6 separate regions of the Mus musculus genome follow, and all the other regions are linked to region 2. A link is a loop called in an ENCODE intact Hi-C map of the cell type or tissue named here. Cell type or tissue: left cerebral cortex. All regions are shown on one strand. Links, peaks and the distances in the headings refer to the core of each region. The heading gives the core; the rest is flanking DNA.

Region 1 (5,200 bases), core at 697-4,696, 280 kb after region 2:
TGTGTCAGTTCCATCCTGGATTTCCTCAATATTAATCATCAACTCACTTTTGTTTCTTCTGAAAAGGGTTATTTCATCCTTGGGTATCTATGTTAATATATGGGTTTACTTAGGTGAATTTACTTTGTAAATTATAGAAACCTATATTACTTAACATTTTCGGTTTTTATCTTTCCTTTTAATATGTTTACTTGAAATCTACAAAGTTTTAATACAGAAGAGATTTCTGGAGCCTTTTCTTGACTTTGAAGAATAATTAGCATTATATGATCAGTTCATTTTGTAAATGATTGTACAATACATTCATCTTGACAAAATGATATTTAATAGAACAAGAGCTAACATAACTTTTAAAGCTGGTTGCAAAACTTTAGGTGAACCAACAGATTTCTTTTGAGAGGCAACCGTTTAAAAGCATCCTCAACTGTGATTAAAACTTCAACTTAGAAATCATCAAGAAAAGCTTTGAGGGAATCTTATGGGTAAAAAAGCATCTCATTTAACTGGAAGGATTAATGTTGTGTGCAGGAAGTGGACTTGAGATGAGGATGGATGTGGGGAGAAGCTGTCATCAGCGAAGAAGGAAGGACCACACTGGGGTAATTGCCTGACATGCAAAGGGGCAGGATAAGCTCAGTGAAGGGTCTCCATTTCCTTTTTCTTTCTTTTTTCCCCTAAAATGATCTATCTATCTTTCTTTCTTTCTTTCTTTCTTTCTTTCTTTCTTTCTTTCTTTCTTTCTTTCTTTCTTTCTAAAAATTTTATTTAATCTTATTTTTCACATTCCAGATTTTATCCCCCTCCAGGTCTACCCTCTGTTTCACATTCCATACCTCCTCCCCCAACCCCATGTCTCCAAGAGGATGTACCCCCCAACCCATATTCCACCAGACTTCCCCACTCCCTGGGACCTCCAGTCTCTTGAGGGTTAGGTGCATCTTCCCTGACTCAACCCAGACCCAGCAGTCCTCTGCTGTATGTGTGTTGGGGGCCTCATATCAGCTGGTGCATGATGCCTGGTTGGTGGTCCAGTGTCTGAGAGATCTCAGGGGTCCAGGTCACTTAAGACTGCTGCTCCTCCTACAGCATCGCCCTCCTCCTCAGCTTCTTCCAGCTTTTCCCTAATTCAACAACAGGGGTCAGCAGCTTCTGTTGACGGTTGGTGGTAAATATCTGCATCTGACTCTTTCAGTTGCTTGTTAGGTCTTTTGGAGGGCAGTCATGATAGATCCCTTTTTGTGAGCACTCTATAGCCTCAGTAATAGTGTCAGGCCTTGGGGCCTCCCCTTGAGCTGGATCCCACTTTGGGCCTGTCACTGGACCTCCTTTTCCTCAGGCTCTTCTCCATTTTTGTCCATCCAGTTCTTTCAGACAGGAATAATTCTGGGTCATAGTTTTTGACTGTGGGATGGCAACCCCATCCCTCCACTTGATGCCCTGTCTTTCTACTGAAGGTGGGCTCTACAAGTTCCCACTCCCCACTGTAGGGCATTTTCTATCTTAGGCAGATGAGCCAAATGAGTTTCTTGAAATGTAATATCTTCAGGTAAGAATGTATGCTTAGTTCCCTTAAAGCCCAATTGGCCATTTCTTTTGAAGACTGTCTTTTCCTTGGAATGAAGAGTCACGCCATCTAATTTCTGTCCCAGGAGGATGCCTCTGACTACTGTGCTGAGTCTGGACTATGATGTCCAGTTAGAAGGCCAGTGTACAGCTTCAAGTAGGGTGAATGAAGACATAAACTGAGATCAAAGTAGAGAAGGGAGAGGGAAACAGAGGTACTTTGGACATATCGTTAACGTAAATTCAACAAAATTTTGTAGAGAAGTAAATGTGGGCACTGTGGGAAAAAATTTTATGGATGCCTGTAAGATGTCAGAAACATCAATAAGAATGAACTTGCTCTCTTCTGATGTGTAAGAAACTGGTGGAAGGGGTGGATTTAGGAAACAAGTTGAATATCTGGTGTTAATTTTACCTCTAGGTGTCTATCAAATATTTTTAAAAGATAGGCTGAGCAGGCTGCTAAAGGTCCAAGGGACAGATATAAATGTGACCATCATTATATAGATTAGTGGTTCTGAACCTTCTTAATGCTGTGACCCTTTCATATAGCTTCTCATGTGTTGGTGATCCCTAACCATACATTTATTTTGTTGCTATTTTATAACTGTAATTTTTCAGCTGTTATGAATCATAACTGTTATGAATCAGGTATTTAGCTGATATTCAGGATATCTGATATGTGAGCCCTTTGAAAGAGTCATTCAACCCCAAAGGGGTTTGTGACTCACAGGATGAGAACCACTGATATATATGATGTTGAGTGTATGTAAGGAAGAAAGACTAAAACTGAGCAATGTGGAGGGTGGGATAAAAGGAAGCACTGACAAAGGGTGCAAAGAAGGAGCCACCATCCTTGACCAGGCAGGCACTGGAGTCTGGAGTTAAGGGAAAGAAAATTTCACAAAGGAAAGAGTGTGAGGCCACGGAGATGACTTGATAGTAAACTCCTTCCTCATGAGCATGAGGATTCAAGTGCAGATCCCGAGCGCACACTGAAAAGCTGAGGATGGTCATGGACATCGGTCATGCCAGTACTGGGGTGGGAAGCAGAAACAGGCAGATCCCTGGTACTTGGCCAACCTGGCTCATCGTTTGCTATGGTTTCAGTGAAAGACTAAAAATAATAAGGTGGAAAGTGCTAGTAGAAGACATACGGTGTCACCTCTGCTCTCCATGTATTCATACTATATACATACACACACACACACACACATACACACACACACACATACACACATACACACACCACACACACACACACATACACACACACACACATACACACATACACACACCACACACACACACACACACACACACACACACACATACACACACCACACACACACACATACATACACATACATACACATACACACACATACACACACACACATGCACACACACATACACACACACACACATACGCACATACACACACACACACATACACACACACATACACACACATACACACATACACACACCACACACACACACACACATACACACACACACACATACACACATACACACACCACACACACACACACATACACACACCCACACATACACACATACACACACCACACACACACACACACACACACACACACACACATACACACACCACACACACACACATACATACACATACATACACATACACACACATACACACACACACATGCACACACACATACACACACACACACATACGCACATACACACACACACACATACACACACACATACACACACATACACACATACACACACCACACACACACACACACATACACACATTCACAGCATGTAAGAAGTAGAAGATGGTGGTGAAGGAGGAAGAGGAGGCAGAGGAGGAGGAAGGAAGAGGCGGGGAGGAGGAGGATAAGCAGAAGAGGAGGAGGAAGAAACTTGGTGAATTGGCTCTATTAGACATAACCCTTACATGGACTAGGATGAGGAATAGCTACTTGTGGATTTAACAGTATAGATGTCACTGATGACCTCAATAAGACCAACTTGATCAGAACTAATAGACAAAACATCCACATAATGTATACAAGGAAAAACATGAGGTAAGAACTTAAAGAAAGCAAGTATAGACCATTATTAGTCTTTACAGGGAATTTTTTCCAAAGGAAAATTTAAGTTCTGCTGAAGGAGGAGAGACAGGGAAAGACTTGTCAAATAAGTGGAAAGGCTGATTCCAGATAGGAGCATGTTTCCAACATGCAAGATATTTGGGGTATGGGTAAAATGCTAGCAAGAGGCAATGTACAGAAAATCTGATAGTTTGTATTTTCTCTATATAGCAGAAGGTGGTATCTCCAGCTGGGAAGAGAGGCAGTGAAAGTGTAGCATTTGAAAAGAGCTCAAATAGGTGCTTAGAGAAAAGAGGCATGGAGTGACCCCTCCCCCAACCCCCGACCAAAGGAAAGGCCCAATAGATGCTTATGATCACAAATCACAAACAAAACACAGTTCTGCGCTTTCTCCAGCCTGGGTCAGCTGGAGACCACAACAAATTCAGAAAACTCAAAGAGAAGAATTCTACACAGATTGTGGACTGGCTGTATGGCTATGCTGAAGTGATGGAAAAGCAAGGAAATAAGGGTGAAAGAGTGTCATTCTGACTGCAGAATTTGCATGGAGAAGGAAAGGAACAACCAAAAGACAAGTAACAGTCAAAACTCAACGGGGATATTGAGCTGAAGCTTCCATGAGGGACAGAGACTCCTACAGTCGAGGTTAAAGAAGAGGGATAGAATGAAGCGAGGGGTCTGCAGTGGGACTGGACATGAACCCAGGAATGACTCTATCTTAAGACCATGGAAATAAGCACTGGGGCTGTGCACCTCCAAATATTGTCTATCAGTATGATTTCCTGGAGGAGACACTTGGCGTGAAGGACCGTACCTATATATACTTTGGTCTCCATTCAAAACACTTGGAATAATCTTCATTTGTTCAGTAAGTTATAAACCTATCCCACTCTTCCTTGAGGGTCAACAATTCTGTTCCCTAATCTCTGGAGTACTATTGAGATGGGACATCATTGCATGTTTATTCCCCAGGAGTGCCCTCTGCTCTTGCCCGTCATGCATCATATGAGCACTTCCTTGAGCAGAGAGCCCATCTCCTTAGCTATTTTAGTCCTTGAGGTAGCCTTAGTGGCTGTCAGTATGTATGCTTCTCCCCTTCACAGCCCCCCCCCATTATCAGGGATTTCTTTTTAATATTGGTAAGTGTGGGATTTAAGTGGTGGAATTTTGGATCTATTTTGAAGGTGGAGATAACATATTTTTGGTGTTTGAATGCAAGATTTGATAAGATGAAAAGAACAAAAGATAAGATTCAAGGACTTCAGATCTTTTTAAACCACTGAAAGTTTGGAGTTGACCGTAGTTGGGATGGGGAAAACTCAGTTTAGTCATTTCAATCTAAACTTGAGTAACAAAGAAGCTAAGTTGAATAGATTGTTAAGACAGTGGTTTGTCAGTGAGTTGAGGCAGTGTGAGAAACCATGTAATAATTGTATGCTCATTAAAAAGCGAAAGGTAAAAAAGATCAAAAGATCAAGAAACAGCAGCCTAGTGTATGATGGTGGTTCCAAAGTTTGAGTTTCTCA
Region 2 (5,200 bases), core at 756-4,755:
CTTTCTTTTCTTACCTGGAGATTGCACTGTGGTGGTGGCAAGGGAGAAATTAATGCCCACATGTTGAACTTAAGTCTTTTAAAGTTTAGCCCAGGTATCCCTACACTCCTTGTTCGAGTGACAAATCATTATAATATTCTTTCAAACAACTGTCATACCGAAATACCAAAGGCTATATTAGGTAAAACAGCAGACAGTATACATAGGATCAAGTAACCCTATTTATTTGTAATAGAATCCACCAAGGGGAAAGGATGCAAAATAAACTTAGAAGCATGAATGAAGTTAGGTGTGGGGTAGTCTGAATATCAGGCTAAGACTTCTGGTATTTATTCCTTAGGAAATGAGAAAAGCACAAAGGATTTGGGGCAGTTAAATGACATCATTGGAACTGGCCTTTCAGAGAATGAATGTGATAGAAACTGGTCATTGCATTTAGAAAACGTAATCCAATTTCATTGACCTTCTGTATGGCCTGCATCTTATTTGTATTCATCCTGTCTATCTAATGTTTGTTTCCATTAGTTGAAGTGTTTTTGTTTTTTCTTGAGTTTTACTATAAATCATTCCCTTGCTATACAACCAGGTAAATAAAGTGCTTTTTGACTGCCTAATATAAGTAGCTATTGTCATGTTTAAAATTATAGCTATGTAGGTGTAATAAGCAAGACTGTAGGTGACTTCAAAGAGTTTCAAACTATAATCTCAAGTAGTCTTCAATTGCTGTTTGCAGAGAAGAGTAACATATAAGACAAATACATATATTATGGGTTGATGCTTGATAGGTGCATGCTATACCCTGTTCTCTGTAAGAGATAAACCACTGAGCAGTCCTACCAATGAAATTCTAAATTTAGGACTTGATACAGCATGTACCGTAGTGAGGTTTTAAACCAGTTGTTCTCCACATGTGGGTCATGACCCCTGTGGCAAACGTCTATCTCAGAAAAAAAATTTACTCTACAATTCATAACACCAGCAAAATTATAGTTATGAAGTAGCAACAAAATAATTTTATGGGTTGTGGGGCCACCACAACATGAGGAATTGTATTAAAGGGTCACGGTGTTAGGAAGATTGAGAGCCACTGATTTAAAACTAAGAGTTGGTATTTTATTTTCTCAGCTGTATTTCTTATAGGATTTCTTATAGTAACTTACCCTGTGGCCAGTGGAACTTTTAAGAAGTGAGAGATCAGAGATCTACAGGCGTTCACTGAAGGCTCACTGTGGGTGTAGGTTAAGACTAAAGTGGGTCCTGGAAAAGGGGAAGGTGTGCTTTGCACATATGGATAAGGCCCAGAGCCTGAAGAAATGGTGTGTGCAGAAGCAGAAGTGACAATCCATGTATATCTTGCAAAGAATGCTTACCACAGTGGACATAAAAGTTACATGGATAATGATAAAACCTAACACACAATTATCCTCCAAGGTGGACCTTACAGATGAGAGAGGGAAGCCTCAGAGAGGTTTGATCATTTTTTTTTCCCACAAGTGCACAACCAGAATGCCTTGGTTCAGATCCTGGCTCTGAAACCAGAGTCATTTCGTGTATCATTCCCCGTATCACCAGAGAACAAAGGCAGGTCAGGAGAATAAGCTTCCAGGGAGTTCCTTGAAGGTGATGTTTTGGAAGGTAAAGGTGGTGGGTTGTTTCATATCCTCAGAATAGACAGTGGTTCTCATCAATGGCTTTGTCTTAGAGTAACCAGGAAAGGCTTTACAAACTAAGCACTGAGATGTCATACCATACCCCCTTGGCCAACAGCCATTGAGGGAGCTGGATATGATGGTGTGCATCTGTTAGTACCAGGATTTAGGATGGTGAAGCAGGAGGATCGTACATTCAAGCCATCTTGGGATGTACAACAAACTTGAGGCCAGCCATGGCTAGATATCCAGACCCCGTTTGGAAAAAAAAATTGTTCTAAGCACTGTTTTATTTATTTATTTATTTATTTATTTATTTATTTATTTATATCTTTAAAGAACCCCCATACAGTATTCTAACCAGGCACACAGTTGATCTAGTGACAGAAATCCTGCCAGGACCTTTACAAGCTAATTTAGGTCTAAAATGAGAGTAGAACTTTAGGTCCTAGTAACGTCATACAATTTTAAGTTTTCTTTCTTTCTTTCTTTCTCTCTCTCTCTCTCTCTCTCTCTCTCTCTCTCCCTCTCTCTCTCTCTCTGAACAAATCTCATACATCTCATACATCTTGTAGCTTACTTCTTCAGTTATCTAGCATAATCATTTGTGTTTAAGTTCTAGAACTAGGGAATAGACTAGTTTTGACTCTTAAACAATTTACTGTACCTTGTGTAGCTTGAAGGCAAACATTTCTCATATTCCTGGAGGCTGCAGGCAAAGCAGGCATCTGCTAAGAGACCACCTCCTGGTTTGGGAGTGACCGTCTTTAGAGTCACATTGTTTCCCCACATGACTGGGGACAGAGGGAAAAAGCCAGCTGTCAGCTGGCTTTGCTTGTGGGCATTAACCCACCCCTGACAGCTATGCGCTCATCACCTGGACACCTCCCAGAGTCCTGTGCTCTACTGTCTCTGGGGGTTGGTACATCAGTATGTGTATCAGGAAGGGGTAGAAACTTTCTTCTTACCAGGAAGGTTTTGCTTGACAATGAAAGAGAATTCAAATTATGTTCTGACACCAGTTTGGACTTGCAAAGTTATTTTCGTACTGTATCAAAGCTTTAAATGTAGAAAAACATTCTTGTTTGTTGTTTATATTTCTAGCAATGTGATGAGCCACCAGTCTGAATGTGATTTAGTTTTAGACGCTCCAAAATGTTGGGCTTGTTCATTTTGGTGCTATGCGTCATTGCACAAGTAATTAGGGAATTATGAAATAAAAGGAAAACATGTTCTGAGTTTCCTATCATTCATGAGTGTATTTTACACATTAGCGATGGAGCTGGAACGCAGAGTATTTTTAGCTGTTACCCTTCTGAGTTCGATGCAAGTTTCCTTTCCTCTTTTATTCCAGTAGAGGGCACTCTTGTGCAGGATTTTAAGCCAAAAATCAGCTCTCTTATGTAAGAACGTTCAGTTTTTTGAATCAGAGATGTTTAATTTTATACGAATAATTTTACTATTATAAATGAATTAAAAAGTCTTTCCCTATTATTATTAATATTGTGGGATTTATATTTAATTTGAAGACCAGCTCAAGTTAGAATTTTATTTTACCTTGCTTGCATTTTAATTCAAAAGTTAATCTGTTCTGAATGCTCTTATACTATGCCTATGAGACCATTTTCCAAGTTGAATCAGAACATTATATAATCTCGGATATGAATTTTAAAGAAATATCATCATATTTGTTACCAGCCTATGAAGTTTATGTCTTTGACAGAATATAAAATGATCTAAATTTTTTCCTATTGTTTTCATTTATTTTCCTAAGCCCCACTTTCATTTATATTCTTCATTTATATAAACAATATACACAATTCTTAAAGGTGAATATGACAGGCTGTAGAAACTCTGATATGATATAATATAAAGATTATGACAGATTGGATCGGGAAGATATTTCTCTTAGATTTAAATAGAAAAAGCATTATTGTCTTATTAGCCTTTAAAGAAATGGGTAAGACTGTTGCCTGAAGAAACGTTTTCTTTTCTTTCTTTTTCCTGAAGGAAACTCCAGATACAGACGCATCCAGCGCTCTCTGTTTGTCCAGGGATGTGCTAGCATGGTCAATGTTGTGTTACTCAGCCAGTGTGTAGCACTTCTCTTATTTCACTTACGCTTCTACTGCGGACTCTTCAATTGCATGCCAGATTCTGAAGTGTGAGCTATTTTATTAGATTGTCCAGAAGTCAGATGCTGGTCCTGCGGGTAGAGCTCAGTTGGTAAAGTGCTTGTGACGTGTAAATGTGAAGAGCCGAGTTCAGATCTCAGAACCCTTGTGAAGATAACGAAAAGCCAGGGACAGTGGTATATTACAGTCGCAAGGCTGGGGAGATGGAGGCTGCAGGGAGCTGGGGACCACTGGTCATCTACTTAAGTCACTTAGCAAACCTCAGGTCTCAGCGAGAGACTCCTCTTGCCCCCCAAAGATGTACAGCTACTGAGGAGTAACACCATAACTTGACCTCTGGCTTCCGTGTGAGCATTTCCATGTGCAGTTGCACCCCCCCCCCCACACACACACATAGGCGTATCTGCACACAAATGAATGGACACAGATACCTGTACACACACATACAAGCACATGCAGTGTATGTTCTGTTTCTGGAATGAGGCTTACGTTCAAACATGTTCTGATGTGTTTTAGGATAGAGAGACCTCAGTGGCTACTTTGTTGTATGTTTCTGACACGTAAGTAAAGGGCTCTTCTTACAGGGTTAGTAGTAAATCTCCGGCATAAATGCGCTTTTTGATAGTGATGCCAAGTCTTAAGTGGTGGTAAACCTAGATGGTGGTCAGGAGAAAATTTCGAACTACGGTTTATATCTTTATGCTGGAACAAAAGTTTGAGAAGTACGACTCAGAGCTGCCATATATTCAGCCAGCTTTGAGTTTTCTTAGCAGATTTTTCTAGGAATTAAAATACATAGAAGCTGCAATCTGTGGTCCTATATTAATACTTCCTGGCTGGTATCTTTAAGAAATATATGCACTAGATATATAGTGCACGCAAAGAAAAAAAAACCTAGAATGAGAATGATCAATTTCTGACCCTCCTTTCACCTTAGGAAGAACTTTATCTGTAGAATTTCTAGGAAGGTATTTGAGAAAAACGGGTGCTCTTCAGAGCTGCCGCGTGGTTCTCACCTTTCACAAGGGCTGTCGCTTTGCCTTTTGTGTGGTATACATTGACACGTTGCTTCTAATAGACTCTGTGATGAGGAGGTCTATGTTGTGTGTAGCTTCCACTACCCTGCCTAAGCTCTGGGAACGGGTCTCGCTACCAGCTCCCACCCTGCTTCCCTGGATCCATGGGTAAAAGATGCACACACAGGTTGCTCATTTTCAACTTGCCTTCTGATACAATTTCTGGGTGCTACTATCTCCCGCCTGGAAAATTGTGCCCTTATAAATATTCTTATCGTCACACCTCACACCTGTCCTAAACTTGAGTTGCTCAGTTACATCTCTGACCGCCTGCATGTAGGAGCAGGCTGTGTTTTGAGTTCTCACATGGCTGGTCAACTTTTCTCCTCCAAAGCCTGGA
Region 3 (5,200 bases), core at 491-4,490, 610 kb after region 2:
CATGCTAGGGTAGTTTTTATTTGCACACAGACGTTTCGCCTTTTATCCTGCTGAGGGATGGATAATTTTGTATCTCCATCAATATCGCTTCAGAGGTGCTCTAGAGAAGAAGGACAGTCCTCATCTTGTGCTTAAGCTTCATCAGGTAAGACTAGAACACCGTTTGCTTGGAGACAGGTGCAGAGTACTTGAACCAAACTGTATCCTTGAAATCCGGGAGTTTTCCCGCCTGAATAGCACGGAAACTATTACCAGCCTGATTCTGGCTCTCAAGGTTTTCTTCACCAGTCTTTCGGGGCGCTTCATTGTCTGCCCTCTGGAAGGTTTTTCACAAGCAAGAGCTGCTTAGCAGTCTCTCCCCACTGCCCAGCAAATTCTCACCATGCTGGCCTCTCTAGCGGCTTTCCCAGCTGCTTCTGAGGCCCTCTTTCCTGCAGATGAGTGTGCGCGTGCCCTTGATTTGGTTCCACTGCCCTGGGCCTCGCGGTCCTTGTTCTCTTGTCTCTCATAGCATGAAAGCCAGAGCTTCCTGCAGATTTATGGTTGCTTGTTTCAGGGAGGAAAGTCAGCGTGATTCCCCGACACCACCACACACACACACACACACACACACACACGCGCGCGCTGGGATTCCACCTTGAGCAAAACTTGGATTCCATGCTCCTCCAGATCCCCTAAGCGTGGACCCCACATCCAAACAGCTGCGGCAGGGGCTCACTCACATGAGGCACCTGGGCGTGAAGTGCTTGAAAGCATCCCAAGTGATTTCAATGTATAGCCTCTGTCACCAGTGGGGAACCATTCAAAGGATTTTAACCAGGAGCATAGCATGATCAAAAAAAAAAAAAAAAAAAAAAAAAAAAAAGGTAAGCATGGCGAGAAGCTGGCATACTTAGGGAGAAGTAGCTGAGTCAGCAACTCTGTAATATAGCCATTTCCAGCTATGTCTATATCAGGCACAGAGGCCATGGTGGGCATCATGATGATGGTGATGGTGATGGTGATGATGATGATGATAAAAACACCATTGGCTGCCTCTAGCATTGAGGGCATGCCTAAATTAGAAGTCAGTAAATAGAGTCGGTTTTCACAATCGAAACCCCATGTATCAAAAGGACGGTAAATTATAGTCAGTATTCAAAGGAACAAGGTAATATTAGACATTCCACGGAAGCTTTTGATGGTGGCTAACGTGGCTTCAGTTTGACCCCTCGGAGGCTAAGCTTCTGTCCGATGGAAATTTTACTTACTGTTTATAAAGAGAAAGACACACCGTGCAGCCAGGTTTCAAATGTGCCCTCTTTTCTTTCATCTTTATTTTGGAATCGGGTCACTTTGCTTTGAAGCCTATATCCACCACTCAGTATGTGGTCTTAAGTCACTTCCCTCTCTGGGACTTGGTTTCTGGTGTATAAATAGAGGACAATAATATCTGGCCTGCTGGTTGCTAGGCTTCCTGGGAGGCTCAAATGACAGCTTGCTATTACCCATCCCATTCTCTTCTCTCCGGTTTTATTTTTCTTTTGCCTTTTCTCGGTGACTTCCCCAGATCACTTTCCCAGAGTTGGCTGGAAACCGGTCCCTTGGGACACATCTTCATAGCTAGCAGTGTTCGCTTCTTCCACCCACAGCTCACGGGGCGGTGCGTGGGGGCTGGGGGAGCACAGGTTACCCCATCTGACGTATAAACGCCAGTCTGCAAGAATGAGGTCTCTCTGTCCTTTCCTATCCGCAACTCCAGTCTCTGAGGGTCTCCCACCCAACCCCCTTTTCTTCGATGTTGATTTTTAGGTACAAAACTGCTAGAGCTTTTACCTGCAGCTATGTGTGCACCGACATTTGACCCTCAGCAGCGACCTGGTGGCACCCAGATCTTTGTTCTTGAAACGGAGGGCAGAATAGCGGCTTTACCCAGAGGCCTTGGATTCTTCGTTCAGCCCTGAGCCATGAACCTAACAAATCTAAACCTGTCTGGAATTTGCCCCAAATTTTAAATGTAATGACCCATAATGGTGGGAACCTCTACTTTCCAAAGCAGCTCAGTAGTCCCTATTCTCTGAGACTGTACTTTTGCATCATATAATAAAGAGCATTGTAGTGAAGCCAGTGAGGTTTGTGTTGTTGTTGTTGTTGTTGTTGTTGTTGTTGTTGTTGTTTTGCTGGTTTTCTCACATTTCTAATACAACAGATAATTTTTTGTTTGTTTCTTGAAGAGACTTTTTCCTTTTTCAAGACATTTAGGACGGAACTTGTTACTAAAGAAATTCGGCTGTGTCGCTGGTAAATTATGACAAACTGCTCGTGCTCCCGTGAGATTTGAGAGACATACCTAATGAAATACCCTATAGAGTATAGAAAATAAAAAGGAGCCGTCCTCCATACATGCAAATGCGTATAAATGCAAATAACCACTCTTGCATGTTGATCCACTGGAGAAATCGTTCCGTTTCTATTTTAAGAGACAATCCGATATTATGCTTAAAGGACAAAGAAAGCCAGAAAAACTATTAAGAATTTTGAAACCTATAATGCATGCTATCCTGCCAGAGACGGGCAGTAAGTAATGTGCCAGAGAAAACGGGGAAGGTCAACACAGCCATCAAGGTAGGGTACAAGGTTCCTATTCGCCATTATGGAAATCAGTGGAAACCTTGAACGAATAGTAATGAGCTCGGTGATTCTGTGGCTTAGAATTCATATCTGTTTTAAAGATGTGTAAGGATTGCCAGGAGTTTAATTTTAAGCTATTTTGGTTTTTAAAGAATGTATTATGTTAAACTGCAAAGTGTGGTCTCAAATGCTTTTTGATCTCAGGCAAAGAGCTTGTTAGCTTGAACCTCAGAATTGGAAGCAGTTTTACTGTACAGACTTTTGTCTGACGCTCTACCGCCACCTGGTGGCAATGTACCTAAAGTACAGGACAGGGTACTAAATGAAAAACCAAATTCTTTTTTTTTTGTTGTTTTTGTTTGGTGGTGGTGGTGGTGGTTTTTCGAGTAGAACTGAAGTTTATTCTGTGTCAGTTTTATACCATTCCCTATTCCTGACTCTTTGTCACTCATTAGACTCTTATTTTTTTGTAGACATTCGAACACAAATTTCAAATACCACATGATTAAAATTGTTTTTACCAAAATGGAAACAGTGCAGTCCACAGATTAGATTAATCTGAGTGACAGGGCTCCTTTAAATATGCATATATTACTCACCAGCACACTTCTGTTTACCTGTTTATAGATGCCTTAAAATAGAATAAGGAAGGAAAATGATTAGTAACCGTGCTTTAAAAAAAAATCACAGTTTCACAAAGAATTCTTCAAGGCTTTAGATCCTAGCTCCTCCACAAGCCTTCCTTGGGCAAGTCACTTAACCCTGAACCCTCCATTTCCAAGACCCTGAAATCTGAGTTAATAACCTTCTCTATGCCCCTGATGATACCGCTCACGGGTTTGAAGAAATAACCCAGGAACATATGATCACAGCGCTTTGCACTCAGGTTCTCTCCTTTAAAGAAGACTAAGCAACCATCCAGTTTCCACGTTCCCAAGATTGACAGAAGCATTGTGAGTGATTGCCATTCTGCCGCATGCACAAAACGTGCAAAAATACACACCCTAAAACAGCTGGCAGTTGTTTGGTTTATGAGCCAGACTAGGCTGGAAATTTCTCCCAATTTCATCCGACCACACACGCGCGTGCGCGCGCACACACACACACACACACACACACACTTGTAGCTGGCTCTGATCTACTGGGGTAGAAAAGTCGGGGTCTTGGATGATCACAGCTGACATGACCAGGATTTATTTCTCTGCCCAGTCCTCTAGCATGCATCCTTACAATAGAAGAGAAACAACAAAAAACAGGTGTGCACTGAGATGTCTTGAAGGTGTTTTGTTGTATTGTGTGTATGTGTAATTGTATATGTGTATGTGTATATATGTGGGCATATGTGCATAGGAATGCAGGTGCATGAGGACCAGAGGCCTCAGAGGCAGGTGTACCCAACAAGTTTTCTACAAGAGCAGTATGCACTCTTAATCACTGAGCCATCTCTCCAGCCCTGGGCATGCTCTGTGCTGAACCTCTACTTATAGCTCATCTCCTAACAAATGGCCGACAGGAACTATTTTGAATACCCAAATCAACATGGGAGGAGAGGATCTGACCTGTCTCTTCACAGAACAAGCTGTAAATTTACATAGGCACAGGGATGGATGGAGAATACGGGCCAATCAGTCTACCACAACAGCTCTGATGAGCAAACAAAGGAGAATGGCATTTGGAATTATGGGTAGTCAGATCATTCTTTGTAAGCTCTGACTCGGGATTTTTATTTTTAATTTTAAATCTGTTTTATTTGTTTATTTATTTATTAAATTTTACTTAATGTATGAGTGCTCTGCTGCATATATATGTGTGTGTGTATATACATATACATATACATATACATATACATATACATATACATATACATATACATATACATATACATATACATATAGGCCTGCCTGAAGAGGACATCAGATCCCCCTATAGATGGTTGTGAGCCACCATGTGGTTGCTAGAAATTGAACTCAGCCTCTGGAAGAGCAGCCAGTGCTCTTAGCCATTGAGCCATGTCTCCAGCCCCTCTGACTCAGGTTTTTTGTTGTTGTTTTTTTTTTTAATGAAAATCATCTTTAAGAACATGAGACATAAGAAGTAAAAGGTCCAGACAGAAAACTTTATCAGACTCTTAAATGTTTGGGATCAAGAATGTCAAAATCAATGTACAGTGACTTGGATGATAAACGGGCTGCACGATAGTGGAGTCACCAGACCTGTGAGATGCTGAGAGTTTATTTATTAGGTCCATTGGCCATCAGACTAGCCTACTTTAGAAGATGAAATCCTGACGTCTCCTCTCGTGGAGAATCAATTCTGTGCTCATTCAACTATGTGATGCAGACTCTGCGCAAAGTGGAGGTGCAGCCAGCGGGTTCTCGGTGGAACTGGGTTCTAGGAGCTAACTGAATCTTCTGGGCATGTTCCAGGGAACACACCGATTAGAGCACTAAGAGAAACACCTCATTTCTGCCTGTCTCTCTTCGCTGACGAGCTTCTCCTCTAGAATTTGTCCCTAGACTCTTCCTTCTCCTCCACCTGCAATGTCAGTGTGGTGACACCACCACATAGGGCAAGTCCCCAAGCAGCCTTT
Region 4 (5,200 bases), core at 605-4,604, 950 kb after region 2:
GGCCCGGCAGTAGTAGCGCATGCCTTTAGTCCCAGCACTTGGGAGGCAGAGGCAGGCAAATTTCTGAGTTCAAAGCCAGCCTGGTCTACAGAGTGAGCTCCAGGACAGCCAGGGCTACACAGAGAAACCCTGTCTCAAAAAAGAAAGAAAGAAAGAAAGAAAAAGAAAGAAAGAGAGAGAGAGAGAGAGAGAGAGAGAGAGAGAGAGAGAGAAGAAAGAAAGAAAGAAAGAAAGAAAGAAAGAAAGAAAGAAAGAAAGAAAGAAAGAAAGAAAGAAAGAAAAAGAATTATCTAGGAACATCTTTAATTCCAGTTTCTAAGGAGGCTTCTGAAGTAAGAGACTGCAAGTTTGAGGCAAGCCTAGGCTATACTAGTGAGTTCAAGCAATTTAGCAAGATGCTATTTCAAAGTAAAAATGAAAAAGAGCTGAGGTCGTCGTAGTTCAATGATAAAGCACGTACCTATATTTGCAAGACCCTAAATCCACACCTTAGTCATCAGAAAAAGCAAGAAACAGTTTAAAATGGCAAATTTTACAGTATATATTTTTATCCTAACAAAAATCGAATTTTGAGTCTTCAAATTTTACAAATTAATTGTATGTATTCTATCTTTACAGACTTTAACACACTTAAGACAAACGGACATATTTTTCATCTTAGTTTCCTGCTAGAGGGACATAAGTCTACAAGTAACCAAAGACCAGATTCACAATTACTAGATCAGTAAGCACACACCCAGTCCCTCAATGAGCTTATATATAAATATATGATGGTACCATTGACTTCTAATACCTCTGTGCCATGCTTTTTAAAATGAGTATTAGCACAGAATGTCCATGAACCACAGGATTTGGCTCTCACAGTCCAACTTTGGACAAACCATTGTGTCTACTGAGAGCCCATCTCACCCATTAGACCTCTCACCATAGCAATCCACATCTCTTGGGGGTTTACATTTTAAATTACACATGTTGATGTGTACTCAGACCATGATGTCAGCATGAGACCTACCATTTTCTTTTTTGTCTGTTTTTATTTACTTTAGGAAAAATCTCACAGTTTCATTCAGTTCTTAAAGAGCCATCAAATTGTAAAAGAATTAAAGACACTCTGAGAGGCTCAAGAGACGGCTCAGCAGTTCAGAGCATGCACGCCCTTCAGAAGGGCAGAAGTTCATTTCCCAACACCCCGATCAGGAGGATCCCGGTCACTGTCACGCCAGCTGCAGGGCAGCCAATGCCTCTGGCTTTAGCAGGTTCCTCTGCTCACTCGAATGCACACCTCCACACACAGACACAATACATGCACATAATTCAAACCAATTTTTAAAGGTATTTTGAAAATCACCAAAATCAACCTATTTTAAAAACTTTTTTAAGTGATGAAGAAAGTATTCTCTTTTAAATAAACTTCAGGGGACGTGGGGCAGAAACATGGCCCGGCAGTGAGAAGCAACGGCTGCTCTTCTAGAGGACCTGGGTTCAATTCCAAGCACCCTCGTGACACCTCACAAGCATCTGTATGTAGAGTTCCAGGGGATCCAACGCCTTCTTCTGGCTTCCACGGCATTACATACATGGTAAAAAGACATACATGCAGCCAAAGCACCCATGCACATGAAATAAAACGTTGAAAATAATAAATTGGAGGAACACTGGACTGCTACAGTCTGCTCCTGTGGTGTCGGCTTTCCTATGCTGTTTCCTACTGCGTGTCCTGGGAGAGTAGAAACTATTTCTGACTTGCATGACTATGACCTTTTCTTACGAGGCCGCCCATATCCCCAGAGAGCAGGGCTTCTAAGAATTGTGAGCAGTTAGGAAGCCTGCGCCAAATAACAGAGCTAAGCTGGACGGGAGGGGGGGGGACAGGACAACACACACATAACAGAGGTTGAAACTTTGTGTCCGAGTGGAGTGGGTTGAGATGGCAGGACTTGGCAGGACTTACGAGGACTTTGTTTTTTGCTGCCACTATTATTTTGTCACCATCTGCAGACCAGGAACAACACTTCACGATCACCTCCACATCCTCTGGAGGGTCTTCTGAACTCAGGAAGAAGCGCTTCACATTAATGCTTTTCCTCTCGTTTGCTGATCTCACATCCCAAAGCTGTTTAAAAACAAAAAACAAAATTGCTTTACTCCCAACACACTCCTCTAGAATTCCAACTAGATTAAATGTCATACAAACATGCTCTGCCCAATGGATGGTCTTACACAAGCCTATTTTTTTATTAGTTTTTTAAATTAAGAAATCCAGCTTCCTGCAAGAACTAGACCTAGCCCCCTCCCCACCCGCCGCCGCCACATTTGCTGCAAATGTACAGCTTGGTCTTCATGTGGGTCCCCTAACCAGCAGATCAGGGCCTCAGTCTCTGTTCCCTGCCATTGGATCCCCTTCCCCTACCTGAACTGCCTAGGGTTGGGCCTCAGTGGGAGAGGATGTGCCTGGTCCTGCTGGAACTAGGTTCCCCCCCCCCCCCGCCCATGTCCCAGGTTAGGGTGGTACCCAAGAGGGGCTCCCCTTCTCTGAGGAGAATGGGAAGAAGCAATGGAGGGAGAAACTTGTAAAGTGGGAGGGGGGAGCTATGATCTGGATGTAAAGTCAATAAGAGAAAAAGAAAGGAAGGAGAAAGGAAGAAAGGGAGGGAGGGAGGAAAGAAAGAAAAAGAGAGCAAGAAATCCAGCTTCCATTTTGCAGAAACAAACAAACAAAACCCCAAAGTCACTAAAATTAGATAAAAAGTTAATTGAGCTGCATACAGTTTGACACATCTATAATGCTAGTGCTTTGCAGTTGAGGCAGGAGGATCGTGTGTTTGAAGCCAGTTTGGGCTACATGAGAGCTCATCTCAAAAGGAAAAAAGTTAACTGGGCCTTGCACAGGGTGGAAAGTGGCTAAAGATTGGTGTTGACAGTGAGAAGGAGTGTAAAAGGGACTCACAGCTGTCTGCTGCTGCCCTCTACTGGGACAAGCAGGAGATGCAAGTCACATCTACCACAAGCGCAGAAGCAAACTGTACTGGGCCCCGGTGCCTGCTGGGCATCCAGTGAGAATGAGACCCCTAAAGGAGGAACTATACTGAAAGCTATAGTGAGAGGAAGCATGGCTTCCGCTGTGCTGGGTAGGGCTATGGAGTGCCACAGAACTAACCAGCTCTGAGAAATGGACTATGAAACACTCTAAGCCCTATTCTGGAACAGCCACACAAGCAACGGCCCCTGAAAGGATGCACCTTCACTCTCAGACCTGAGCGTGAGCGGTGTGCTCTGGCTTCAAAAGGGTTACCATGTCCTGGACCAAATCCCCTCCCCCAAAAAAGGCTGCCAAACCCTAACACTTTCCCCTTGGGACAACTGTGTCTACTCTGTGTAAAATAAAACAAAAGAGACGACAGGCACTAGCATGGTTAGCCTTCTTTATCTAGTACAGAAAGAAGGCAGGCAGGCAGGATGGGTCAGGGGTAGGGAAAGCACCTCCCACCAAGCCTGGTGGCCTGCGTTCAGTCTCTAGGACCCACATGAGGGATGGCTAGAGCTGACTGGCCAACTTGTCCTCTGACCTCCAAGCATGTCAACACACACACACGTTAAATAAAGTAATTTCTAAGTTTTAAAAAGAAACAAACCAAATGGCAGAGCTTTGGTCCTAACATTCAGAATCTATGAGAAATCATACAGTTAGTAGGACAAACTTAGGTTTGGGAACTAAAAGCAGGCTGACACAATTTAATTTCACTACACCTACCAACACTGTGTGAGCTTCTGCAGCCAGCTCAGCCCCTAGAAGACAATGATAAAGTTTCACACATCAGGAGATGACACAGCCACACCACTGTATTCTGAGGAGGCCACTGCACCGTTCCCAGGGTGCCTGTGCACCCTAAGCTCTTGTGTGCTTTAACTAACAATCTTTAAAGAAAACGCTTTAAGACCATTTCTCTTTGAGGCCCAGAAAACCACATGGTTATCTACATGATACCCTACAACAAGCTTAGAGAATCCCAGAGCCTTTGGGGCATCGATAATTTTACAGCTCCTATTCTCTCAGACAGTAAAGGCTTTACAAGGCTCTGACCTTGACAAGCTGCTATCTAACATCATTTTGCTGGACCTCTGCCTGTGCAAAGAGCCAGTGACACTGGCTTAATAGCTCTGTGGGAAAGCCGTCATCAACACAGGCAGGTCTCCCTGAGTGGAGTGATGCCTGTCCCCCACTGCTAGTGACACTCACACACGAATACAGAAATCAAACACCTGTCGCTGACCAACATGACATAAACATTTCTGAGCTCAGGACTAACTGGCCACACCACTGGCTAGTAAATAGAATCGGTGTGTCCATCAGCTGAAGACCGGTAATAAAGTATACACATATTCACAATGAAATGACAATGAATGCAGAGACCCATGACTGACAACACGCTGGCAACAGTGATGTCCTAAACAAGTCACTCCTACCATTCGTCTAAGGCCTCTAAGGCCCAGGCAACACAGCAGCTGAAGGTGTGGAAAGAATGCACAGGCCAGGAGACAGGAAGAAAGATAGCAGAGCGCCATCTGCTGGGCAAGCTAGGGCAGCGATCAATCACAAACTCCCACCTGCTGTACTGAAACCTGAAAGGACCTGCAGGCTAACAAAAGGAACAGCTGAGCAGGTAAGACCTCGAGCCCGCTGGCTGGAGCTCAGTCTCTGGAACGCACCATGGTAGAAGCAGAGAACCAACTCCTGCAAGCTGTCCTCTGGCCTCCACACTCGTGCTGTGAGATGTACACACTCGTACGCAAAAATAGGCAGACAGACAGAAAGATAGGTAGTGTAACTTAAAAAAGGGAACCTGGCATCAGCCTGCCATAGATGGTTAAGAAACTCAAGGGGTGCACCCCTCACTGCTGAACTGTTTGATACTGACGGAGTCAGAAGGAGGAAACATTGCCTTGGGTTTGTAACAACTGGCAATCCACAGGCACAGTCAGTCAGTCATGCACAGAAATCTACATATACACATAACTTTAAAAATAATATAAAAATCTTTAAATTAAAAAGAAATCAGTCTGGAACATAATTTTGTCACTGTTTATCCACTTGCCATCTCCCTAACTTTATTCTGAATAACCAGACTGTGGGGCATACTTTTTTCTTCTAGCGTTTAAACCCCAAAGGCCTAGTATAGTATCTAGCATCCAGTGAATACTA
Region 5 (5,200 bases), core at 427-4,426, 500 kb after region 2:
ACAGACACTGACTAGAAAATGGCATCTATATGCATCCATTAGACCTGTGTGTTGTATGAACTGGTGAGAGCTCTATTTATGGGCTCTGAACGAAGATTAACATTTCTAGTCTCCCTGTCATTCATTGTATGATTTTTTTTTCTTTCCTATACATTTGCGATCTTAGCATACAATTAGATTTATACCACGCTCCAGCTAAATCTGGATTCCGGAGACATGTTATTTCCGCGTGAATATCAGTATTTGTGATTAATTAGAGAGTCTGCTATGTCGATGGTCTGAAGATCATTTTCCCTGCTAATCATTCAATAGGCTGTTTAAATCCTGTGGATGACCCTTCCTGAGCTAGCTGCTTCAGCCGGTCGCTTAGCTTAGCGAAAGCACATGCTGACAGAAGAGCCATGAAGTATTTATTGTTTGTTACTTTAGGTGAAAAACAAACACTTGGGTCAATTAGCTGTCAGGGTATGTATAGAAAGGGGCTGGTGTACCAAATGCATCGGTGTACTTTCGAGTCCTGGTCTGTGTGCAGTCTAAACCGGGCGTGTGCAAACTTCTCAGTGTGCATATAGGTGAGAAGGAGGATGGGAGGCATGCAAACGACAATGTAGTTTTCTAATCATTCCTAGACCTCCCCAGACACTCATCAGCTCCCCTTGTTAAGCTCCTTCAAGCTACATCACGGTTCTCCTCACCTTCCCTTGCTTTTAAGGTCCCATCGCACATTATCACTGATCCCTAAATTTAGGGAGACCTACATGTCACAAGCATGTAGCACACAAATGACTCGTAGGTGTCCTTAATCGTTCCTCTGAGATAAAATGCTGAGGCTGGCACCTGCAGCACCTTCATAAGCCTCTGAGGGCTAGTCAGAGCTTTGACATTCCTTTTGCCAGATTGCTTTTCTCCAAAGTTGACTGAATTATTACAGCTTTGAGGGTTATTAAGATGGTTAAACTTCTACTCCTACCAAAAAATGTGTATGCCTACAAGGTTTTTAAAAATGCATAAATGTGGTCTATCATATGAGCATCAAGTAATATATGCATATAACCGTTTAGGGGTATCTTGTTGTTTTTTTTTAATTAATTAATGAGCTATGCGTTTCTTTTTCTTGTGTCCATCAGACAGTCACTGGTTATACAGTTGAGACTCTGTTGAAATAGGATGGAAGGGGAAGTTGTTGCAGCCCTAGAGAGGTTTAAGACTTACTTAGGGCAATAAACAGATGGTATTAATAATTACCAGACCTAGCAAACAAATTGAGTATTGTTTTGGCATTAGTTATATTGACTACATTTCTCTGCATAGCTACTTTTCCCCCCTGTCTCTACCTGAAACAGGGCATGTCATTCCCAAGCCCTGGTCCAAATCCATTCTGATCCGTGAAAAGTTTAGATTCACTGAGTTAATCGTCCATACTGAAGGATGATTAACTTTCAGCTTAATTTTCCTCTGAGTATTAAACACTTATGAACAAATATAATCCCCCTTTGAATGTATTTAATGAGAAGGTAATCTCTCTGGTTTTAAAGAGAATTTGAAGAAAGAGTGTGCAGAACAGTCATGTGAGAATTGTGCACCAAATACATCCAAAAAAAAAAAAAAGAGCATCGTAGGAAGATCAACGTCTAATCCTAAGTTGTGGCTTTATCTGTTTATTTCCAAGTAGTGTATGGAATCTTCCAGAATATAAGATCACCTTGTTAACTCAGATATGCCAAGGACTTGTACTATGAGACAAAATCAAAACAACAGCTTTGATTTGCCATGTAGAAGGATTAATTAATTGTGAAGATGAAGTAACTCATGAAACGTTGTCATCAATTCAATGGTGTCATCAATTAGTGCATTTCAGGCTTTCATGCACCATTTGTTTGGGGCCAATATTGTGAGAAAAGATTGTCTACCTTTACGATAATAGTCTGTTGGTTGCCGTAGGCTACTTAATGCTGAGCTTAAAGCCCTCTGTGGTTGGCCCACTTTAAGAAACAGACTTCATTAATGTAAAAATCTGTTAGACCTGCTCAGCTTCCATTCGGTGTCATAGTCTAGCTTTTGTTTTTTTTTTTTCTTGTGGCATATTCTGACCTGCATTTATTCATTCTGTTGCCTAAGCAACAAGCACCACGCTCCCATTAACCATGATGTGGTGTAGGTCTTTTTAGAAGAAGACAGTAGACATCAAGAGGATATAATTAATGTTGGTTAAAATGCCATAGTATATCCATGCGTGCACTTAGTTATGGAAACATATTCTACTTGTGGGTTAAGTGTAAATGTTTCGTGTAAATAACATTTGAAGAAAGCATTTACTCAAGGCTTATTTTTTTTTTTTGCTAAATATATTCTATATACTCTTAAACATAGACATAATATATGGTTAATTTTTATCTAATGACAATCATTAACTTTAGTAAAGATGACTTGATACTGATTCCTGAACATGGCTAGAGAAGAAGGAAGTTCCTCCCCCAAATGCTTTTAACTCTTTATTGTCTTTCATCACTTCTCCTCGGGCTCTTAATATTTACCCTTGATTCATAGGTACAAGAATTATAAACTTTTGTTCTGTGCCTTCATCCTGGTTTATAGGACATCAAGGACAGAGATTAGATCCAAAGCATCATTAAGAATATACAAATAAATAGAAATTGGTACAATTCAAGAAGGGCTACAACAGAGCCTTAATTAAGCCAGCTAAGACTTTGGGGAAGTCATGTGTGTGTTGACATCACAAGCCCTCACCAGTCATGCGTCTGAAGTCTTCCCTAGTCCCGCCCTGCCTGCTTCCTCTAAAGACATCACATCTGCTCCCCGCATAAGCACAATCTCCCTGCTTCTCACCAGACCTGGGGAAGCCGTGGGGTCCTCTGAGCCTTGTGCTTCTTCAGCCTTTGCAGTGTATGTAACATGACTAAGTTTTAATGCTGTTTATTTTCCCAACAAGGAGTTTAGGGATGTGTTCGTTGTTATGCAGACTTGCTGGTTTTTCCCTTATTATATTTATTGCTACTGCCATCTTTCTTTTTCTGAGTTAGATGACTGCTCCCTAAGTTGTCCAAATCACAAACCCTCTATTTCTATGTCTTTGCTCCTTATGTCCTCTCCTGCTTCTCGGGGACTGTCATTTCCTTTCTTTCCCTTATACTTTTTATTCTCAAAGTTCTCCCTGCCTGGTTTACATAACTTCCCTTAAGGACTCTAGTCCATAGTAGTTTGTCTTTCCAAACTCGCTTAGTGGTTGGATTTTGCAGCCATCGTTCTAGAGTTAGGAATTAAGTTCCCATTCGTCTATATCTTGTCTTCTCTACTAGAAGAGAAACTCAGCAAGTCTGTTTTGTGTGTGATTTCCTTGCCTTTCTCACAGCTCCTAACATAATGCTATATGTTTAGAAACTCACCCGTAAACACCACATACACAACAGATTGACATGACTGGACCTTCATTTATAAACTAAAAATCTTTTTGGTCAATGAGAGTATGGAGCATTAGTTGTCTCACTGTGGAATTGAGTCCTCTATAAATATTTTCCATGTGTTAGAAAATGTTAGTTACTAGGGATATGATGATGAACAAAACATGACCCTCAGTCAAGGCATACTGTTGTCCTGAGTATTTGCCTACACATCCCACAAACATTCCTTCATGCATATAGAATATAAGACAGGAATCTTGCCCCTTATCTTTTCTTACAATCAGAATCAATCAGCAGATTTTCCTATATTAAGTTAAATACATAATGGAAAAGGCAAACAATCTGTTGGAGTTCAAAGTCAAGGCAAATGGAGCTAGTGATAGCATCTATCACTCCTAAGCAGTACTACAGCAGATTGGTGGTGTGAAGATCATATTACAAAGGGTCTATTACTTGGAGGAGGACTGACTCAGAGCCTCTCTGGCCTCACTACCCAACACTTACATTTGTAAATTCTAAAGGGGAAAAGAATGAAATTGTATAGTGCATCATTCCTTTAGCAGCTCCTGTTGACCTATTGACTTGAGGTGATTTGACCAGTGTTCGGGATAAAGGCTTTATGGAATTGATTATAAAGGTACTACTGGAAGCCACACACAAATTGGCATTTCTGGGAACTTGAGCGGATAGCATTCATAAAGCTCAAACTGGAGGTCAAAATGAGAAGTTCCCGTTACACACTGAAAAAGACCCAAGGAGCTATTGGAGGTTATAGAGGTCAACAGAAGATGGAAGCAAGAGAGGCCAATAGGTACATACTTAAATGAAAATTTTCTCCCATGTTTGTGGTGCATGTATGTTACATGCTAATAGACCTACAGATCTGTCCTATTTTCCAGAACTTTGCTGCAGAGCAAAGAGCTCAGTTTGCTTTGCAGCTGGTCTGGAAAAAATGACCTTTTAAGTCTTAGCAAACCACCATCCAAGTAAGAAGTTAGACCTGTAGACAACAGAAATAACTTGACCGTAATGGCTAAGACTAATCATTCCATGATGATTTCTTACTTAACAATGTTTTCAGGCAAATCTAGGAAGTTTTTATGATGTATAAGTATAAGAGAAAAATGTCCATTTCCTCTATCTTCCTGTTTCTGAAGCAGACTGGGCTTTGAATTGAGTGGATGACCTCATATTATAAAAAACATCTATACATTTCCAAACTCATTTAGGACAGACAGCAGTGGTGGACTCATTCTTACAAAAGTGGCTTGTTTTTGGTTTTGTTTTTTTTTTTTGTTTTTCAACCATTGACATTTAAAATTTGTCAGTATCTATCAGTCAGTGCCAAAGGGGAGTCATTCTTTATCTGGACAACAGCTAAATTACAAATACAGGAAGCAGCAACAGCAAATGGGTGGTAGGGGACAGAGAAAGGCTGACTTCTCGTCAGCATGGTCTTGTCTCCCTAGTGATCTGCTTTACTCATGGAGTCCAGCAGCAATGCTGTTTGGGGTGATTATGTTAATATTTTGAGCTGTCTAAAGGTACAGGAGAAAATGTTGGTGTCACGAGAGCTATTAATTGTTCTTATACATGCCATTAGCCCGGGAAAGGATACTGATTGCTTGTGCTGCACAGCAAGTCAGAAATGAGAGCATGTGCTAGATTGACCATGCTGAAAGGCTGACTCTCAGGGAGGATGTCAGCCATGGTTCCAATCTGGTGATGGAAAGGAGCCTTTTCCTCCATCTGGAAGTTACTCTGATTAAAATTTTAAGCAC
Region 6 (5,200 bases), core at 595-4,594, 290 kb after region 2:
CCCCTTCAGGAAGTCATAAGAACTTCTGAGTTTCATCAATACCTCAGGGAAATAAAAAAAGAAGGGGGGCTCAGGAAATATATCTCCAAGGTTATCCTATTCCTTTCCATGTAGAACTATCAACTTCAACAGGATGCGGCGACGCCCGGAATCTATAAGAGACTAGGAAACCAGGTCTTTCTTTCAATGTGGCCTCTCAGATACTTGATTGTTGTTGTTTTTAAGACAAAAAGCCCAGCAGGAAAATCCCAGGAGACCCATGCAGTGCCGTTTCTCTGTCTTCCCTGCCTCATGCCCACCTTTCTTTCTGAAATTTCACCAGAAACTTGGTCAGTTCCTTCCCCACCTGAAACAGGCTGCTCGTGTTCTTCAGACCGAAATCTGCTGCCTTAAGGTAGCATCTGCCTTTCAAGGCTGTTGACGTGATCAGCCACCTTCTCCTACCCAAGGACATCTCTTCACCTGCCCTGGGAATGGAAAGGATGTAGGTGGAACAGAACTTGCAGGTGGATATATATATATTAGTTTCTTCTTTGAAATTCTTTTTTCCATCGAACTAGTACTACAAAATAAAAAAAAAAATACACGTGGGAAAGCATAGATGCTTAAATGAGTTGATGTTACTAATGCTTAATGAATATATACTTTTGGGGAGGGAGGGTATCACCAAGTTAAGGCAGCAAGCACAACCCGGATTCTTAAGTCTTCAGCACATGTATGGAGCATCCGGGTGAAGTGAGTCTGGCTGGCCACCTGAATCTGATATCTCTAATGTCGCTCCGAGCAAGCAAGTGGACTGACTTGTGCACATGATTGGGATTTCTTCTTGCTTGTTCCATGTCCTAGTTCAATGTGCCCTAGGATGGGTGGCACCGTACACTGGATGTGTGTCACCAGGGGGGACAGCCAGTGGTTAAAATTCCAGGAGACACAAGGTGGCAGTGATCGAGGGGCACAATCCCACAGATGTTATGTCGTGAGAGATCTTCCTTTGTTTCAAACAGCATTTTATTAACTCGATTTTTTCTTGCTTTTTACCCGGAGCTAATGCAGGTGAAAATCTAACTGCTTCATTGTCTGGAATTTTCTTTGAGAATCCAATTCACCACAGCGTGTATCTTCTCTCTAATTACCCTGTCTACTTCAGTGTGATGAATAGTTTTTCTATTTGATTTGATTTTCTCTGCTGAGATTGTTTTTTTTTTTTTTTTTTTTTTGAATCGCTTGAACTGCCCCTCTCCAATCAGTTATATTTGTGAGACATACGTGTGATTATTATGGCTAAATATGAAACTGAGGGGAAATAGGATTTTAATGTATAAGAAAACAGAGTTGGGCTGGGCGTGGTGGCGCACACCTTTAATCCCAGCACTCGGGAGGCAGAGGCAGGCGGATTTCTGAGTTTGAGGCCAGCCTGGTCTACAAAGTGAGTTCTAGGACAGCCAGGGCTACACAGAGAAACCCTGTCTTGAAAAACTAAAAAAAAAAAAAAAAGACAGACAGACAAACAGAAAATGGAGTTGGGGTTGGGGGAGTCTCCTTGGATTTGCAGTCTATACTGCCGGCTGGGGAGAAACCCCTCCGTACCCCTGGTTGAAAAGGATGTCCATACAACTGGGCGTTGCTCTCTGTGCACCTCTGGTGCTACTGTTTCCATTTGGGAGAGTGTTTCCTGCTCTGTTCTGTATCCCTGGCTGTGACAGAAGGAAGGTGGGTTTTGTACTGACCCTGGTGCTTGCTTTTCAAGGGCTTTGCTTTTGTGTGACGTCATCGGAAGACCTAAGGCAGAACTTGTTCCAGAGAAGCTCCAGGCAGCTTTCGATGTACCAGAGAGAGCAGCTCCTCTCTGCTTCCCTAGCTCGACTTTGGAAGCGATCGCTCCTCTACTTGTTGCTTGGCACCTGTGGCAGGCAGAGTTCTGAAACCGGCACCTGATGCCTGCGTTCTGAACCCTAGCCTCTTGAGTACATGAAAGCTGTGATGTACTGCTGCCAATGACAAAGGTGATGATAGGCCGTAACTCTGTTGTGTGTTTTATAACAAAGTGTGTATGGGAGTGGGTGGTAGATGCAATCGAATTCTCCATCATTGACTTTAACTTAATCAAAGAAAAGATCATACTATTTTTTTCTCATTCCTGTGAAAAATACCTGATATAAGTAATTTAAGGAAGAGGTGATTCATTTTTTACTCAGTCTGAGAGAGTACAGTCCTTTGTGTTGGGGAAGATGAGGTCAAAGCTTCTTGTGAGACATGGGCATAAGGCTGCTTGAACAATGCTTTTCATATCAAGGACCAGAGACAGACAGACAGACAGACAGACAGACAGACAGACAGACAGACAGACAGAGACAGAGACAGAGACAGAGAGAGACAGAGAGACAGGAAGTGAAAGATGGAGAGAGAGGGACAGAGAGAGGCACATAGAGACAGAGAGGCACACAGAGAGAAAAAGGAAGGAAAGGGAAAGAGGGGGAGGGGGAGGGGGAGGGAAAGGATGAAGGAGTGGGAGAGGGAGAAGGGAAAGGTGAAATGGAGTTGGGCCATAGCTCCTAAGACTTGCCACCCACTTCGCAACCAACCCTACCTATGTCCTAAGGTTGTACAGGAGCATGAAACAGCGCCATCTGCTGGAAGGCATGTATTAAAACCAAACCAAATCCCAGGAGATGAGCATTACAGACAGACTCAACCCCTAGCAGAGTTGGCTGAGTAAACCCGTACCTGTCATGTGATCTCTTAATACAAGATCTAGAAGCTAGTGACTAGAAACGACAGTCTGTTTCCCAGTGCTGCTGGCATTGGAGAAGCAAGCCACACAACTCTAAAGTTGTGAGGAAACGAATTCTGCCAGCATCACAGGATCTTGAGAGAGGACCCTGAACACTTAAGTTGGCACTGCAGATTTGACCATTGCCTGGATATCAGCCTAGTTAGACCTTAGTCAGAACCCAGTTAAGACTTGTGGCTCATGTAAACCATCTGGATAAATCTACAGTGTTATGAGCCTCTAAACTCACTGCAAGGAATACAAAGGTAGAGGATTATTACAGTGCCCCATGTTCTATTCATTTGGGTAAGGAGCCTCTCATTTTGCCTGGCCCCAAGGCACAGTTCAGATCCATGCCAATCCCTTGTTCTCTGTGGTTTTACATGATTGAGAGAGAAGGATTCTACCTCGCATCTCCAACCCCACCTGGGTATCACTTATGCATTTTCTATCATTCCTATTTTCCCTGAAAAAATATTTTTGTATGAATAAGTAATAAATTGTGAGGCTAATGCTTTAATAATGAAATCTTGAGATATAAGATAAAGGATGGGAGACTGGATTAGGGACCATCCAGACCGAAAACCCCTGCATTATTGATGCCTCCTCTCTAGACTTCCTGTCTCTGAGACCCAGCTCTTCATTAAAGCCAGCAGAGCTTTCGTTTTCTCATGCACATACTGGATCGTCCTGGTCTACTGCTGGAGAAGTCCGTGTGCTTCATCGCTGTGTACGCAGCACTGGGTTTGATCCTTTGCACTGTGAAAAAGAAAACTCTTTTTTAAAATGTGTGCATGCATACCTTGTGGATAGTTAAAAATGTGTGTCGTAATAGAAGAAGCTTTTCAGTTATAACAGTCATTTTAAACTAGGGTGGCTCCTGCTTTTAATCTCTGTATTCAGGAGGCTAAGGCAGGAGGGTTGCTTTGAGTTGAAGCCAGCCTTGACGACATTGTGATGTGATTTCCAGGCTACCCTGTATTACTGTACTAGATTCTGTCTCAAGCAAACCCAATCAAACTTTAAAAGAAATCACTTTGAAAGCCCCCTGAAAACTGTTGATTATGACAGTTATAAACTTACAGCAATAGTTATAAACTTTATAAGCTTATAGGAGCTTATAAACTGAAGCAATATAAAAAGCCAATACACATGAATATCCATATGATGCCCCAGGAACTATGTATCTCTAGGGAAATTTTATAAAGTGTGTAACACAGAGCTCTTGTCAAGTGGTTCATTATGAATTTGATATGGACTTCTACTACTTACTTTAATAATGTGAGATCGTTTCACAGTTACTTTTAATATAATATGTTATAAGCCGATTAGCTATTATGTCCATTAAAGTTAATAAAATTGTTATCTGTCCATTCTTGAAGAAAAGAATCTTTATGTGAGCAAGACCAAAAATGACTATTCAATACAACTTACTCATATCATGTTTCTTATTTTTATCCAAATATACCATGCACTCCTGAGCGTATTATTCTTAGTGCAAATGGCTCCTCAATTCTATCAACTTGAAATGTTTTCCCATCCAGTCTGCCTGATAGAGTCCAATTCTGTCAGGTAATTTAATTAAAGGTTTATTAAAGCTGCTATATTAAAAGATTTTAAACTGGTTAATTTGCTGTTGTTGTCGTTGTTGTTGTCGTTGAAACAGGGTCTCTATATTGCTCTGGTTATCCTGGAACTTACTATATAGACCAGGCTGCCCTCAAACTCACTGAGCTCTGTCTGCCTCTGCCTCCCAAGTACTGAGATTAAAGATGTGCAACCACACCCAGTTGTAAACTGGATAACTGAAACAATGGAAGAGTATTTCTCTTCTGGATGCTGGGAAATGTACATCGAGGAGACCTGGTGGTTAGCTTTTGGGTTCATAGACAGAACGTTCTCTATGTGTCTACGTGGGGAGACAAATGGATTCTTTCCAAGCTCTTGTTAGGGCGCAGGCACCATTCATGAGCCCTCTACCTCCATGACCCCATGACCACATCTCCTAGGTGTAGCCTTTCCTAGCTCCACCAGGTTTGGTGCCTTGTGTGTACTTCTTGCAAATTATATATGGCCACATTTATTTGAGTTTCATGAGCCCCTTAAGTAGAGGGATTGAGTCTCAAAACAAAAAGTATCCCTAATGCCTAGAATGGTGACTAACTTACAACAGAAGTTAAATACTTGAATAAGTGAATGATCATTTGATTTTTTTATCTACCTACCTACCTACCTATCTATCTATCTATCTATCTATCTATCTATCTATCTATCAGAATTCTCCTATCTACTATGAACTTAGTTTAGATGTAAAATTTGGTGGCACTGGGTGACTGCATGATGGTGACTGCTGCACTGGACTTAATGCTTTCGTTTCTCCAAATTCTTATGTTGTAACCTGCCCAACAAGGTGATGCTGCTTAGGTCTTG

What was found. Hi-C counts contacts between places; a loop is a spot of excess contacts. Peaks named below come from ENCODE experiments on the same cell type or tissue, not always from the same donor. Only the 100,000 strongest peaks of a DNase experiment are listed, where the experiment ranks them.
Region 1: it touches region 2 in a loop (2.2-fold over the local background); 4 of 42 quality-filtered maps call a loop at or near these places.
Region 3: it touches region 2 in a loop (9-fold over the local background); 38 of 42 quality-filtered maps call a loop at or near these places.
Region 4: it touches region 2 in a loop (4-fold over the local background); 5 of 42 quality-filtered maps call a loop at or near these places.
Region 5: a loop joins it to region 2, with 5 times the contacts of the local background. A loop is called at or near these places in 2 of 42 quality-filtered maps.
Region 6: a loop joins it to region 2, with 4 times the contacts of the local background. A loop is called at or near these places in 4 of 42 quality-filtered maps.

The regions. Positions count from the first base shown.
Region 1 is chr10:90,362,506-90,367,705 of GRCm38, forward strand. The region is part of intron 12 of Anks1b (ankyrin repeat and sterile alpha motif domain containing 1B); the gene reads left to right. Among named protein-coding and RNA genes, the nearest start is that of Anks1b, 490 kb to the left of the region's middle. In left cerebral cortex, for the core only: no CTCF peak of the experiment used is centred there; no DNase peak of the experiment used is centred there.
Region 2 is chr10:90,078,850-90,084,049 of GRCm38, forward strand. The region is part of intron 8 of Anks1b (ankyrin repeat and sterile alpha motif domain containing 1B); the gene reads left to right. Among named protein-coding and RNA genes, the nearest start is that of Anks1b, 210 kb to the left of the region's middle. In left cerebral cortex, for the core only: a CTCF peak has its summit at 3,006 (motif pointing right); DNase peaks (open chromatin) are centred at 2,480 and 2,983; H3K27ac peaks cover 1,484 bases.
Region 3 is chr10:90,687,453-90,692,652 of GRCm38, forward strand. The region is part of intron 17 of Anks1b (ankyrin repeat and sterile alpha motif domain containing 1B); the gene reads left to right. Among named protein-coding and RNA genes, the nearest start is that of Apaf1, 390 kb to the right of the region's middle. In left cerebral cortex, for the core only: a CTCF peak has its summit at 2,890 (motif pointing left); DNase peaks (open chromatin) are centred at 1,610 and 2,874; H3K4me3 peaks cover 596 bases; H3K27ac peaks cover 2,158 bases.
Region 4 is chr10:91,029,598-91,034,797 of GRCm38, forward strand. Apaf1 (apoptotic peptidase activating factor 1) reads right to left here. Exons shown (of 27, transcript NM_009684.2): 17 at 1,952-2,113. Among named protein-coding and RNA genes, the nearest start is that of Apaf1, 51 kb to the right of the region's middle. In left cerebral cortex, for the core only: CTCF peaks have their summits at 2,968 (motif pointing left) and 4,569 (motif pointing left); DNase peaks (open chromatin) are centred at 2,353, 2,973 and 4,555.
Region 5 is chr10:90,577,363-90,582,562 of GRCm38, forward strand. All of the region lies in intron 15 of Anks1b (ankyrin repeat and sterile alpha motif domain containing 1B), which reads left to right. Among named protein-coding and RNA genes, the nearest start is that of Apaf1, 500 kb to the right of the region's middle. In left cerebral cortex, for the core only: no CTCF peak of the experiment used is centred there; DNase peaks (open chromatin) are centred at 654 and 2,782; H3K4me3 peaks cover 2,882 bases; H3K27ac peaks cover 4,000 bases.
Region 6 is chr10:90,371,046-90,376,245 of GRCm38, forward strand. All of the region lies in intron 12 of Anks1b (ankyrin repeat and sterile alpha motif domain containing 1B), which reads left to right. Among named protein-coding and RNA genes, the nearest start is that of Anks1b, 500 kb to the left of the region's middle. In left cerebral cortex, for the core only: a CTCF peak has its summit at 2,641 (motif pointing left); a DNase peak (open chromatin) is centred at 2,644.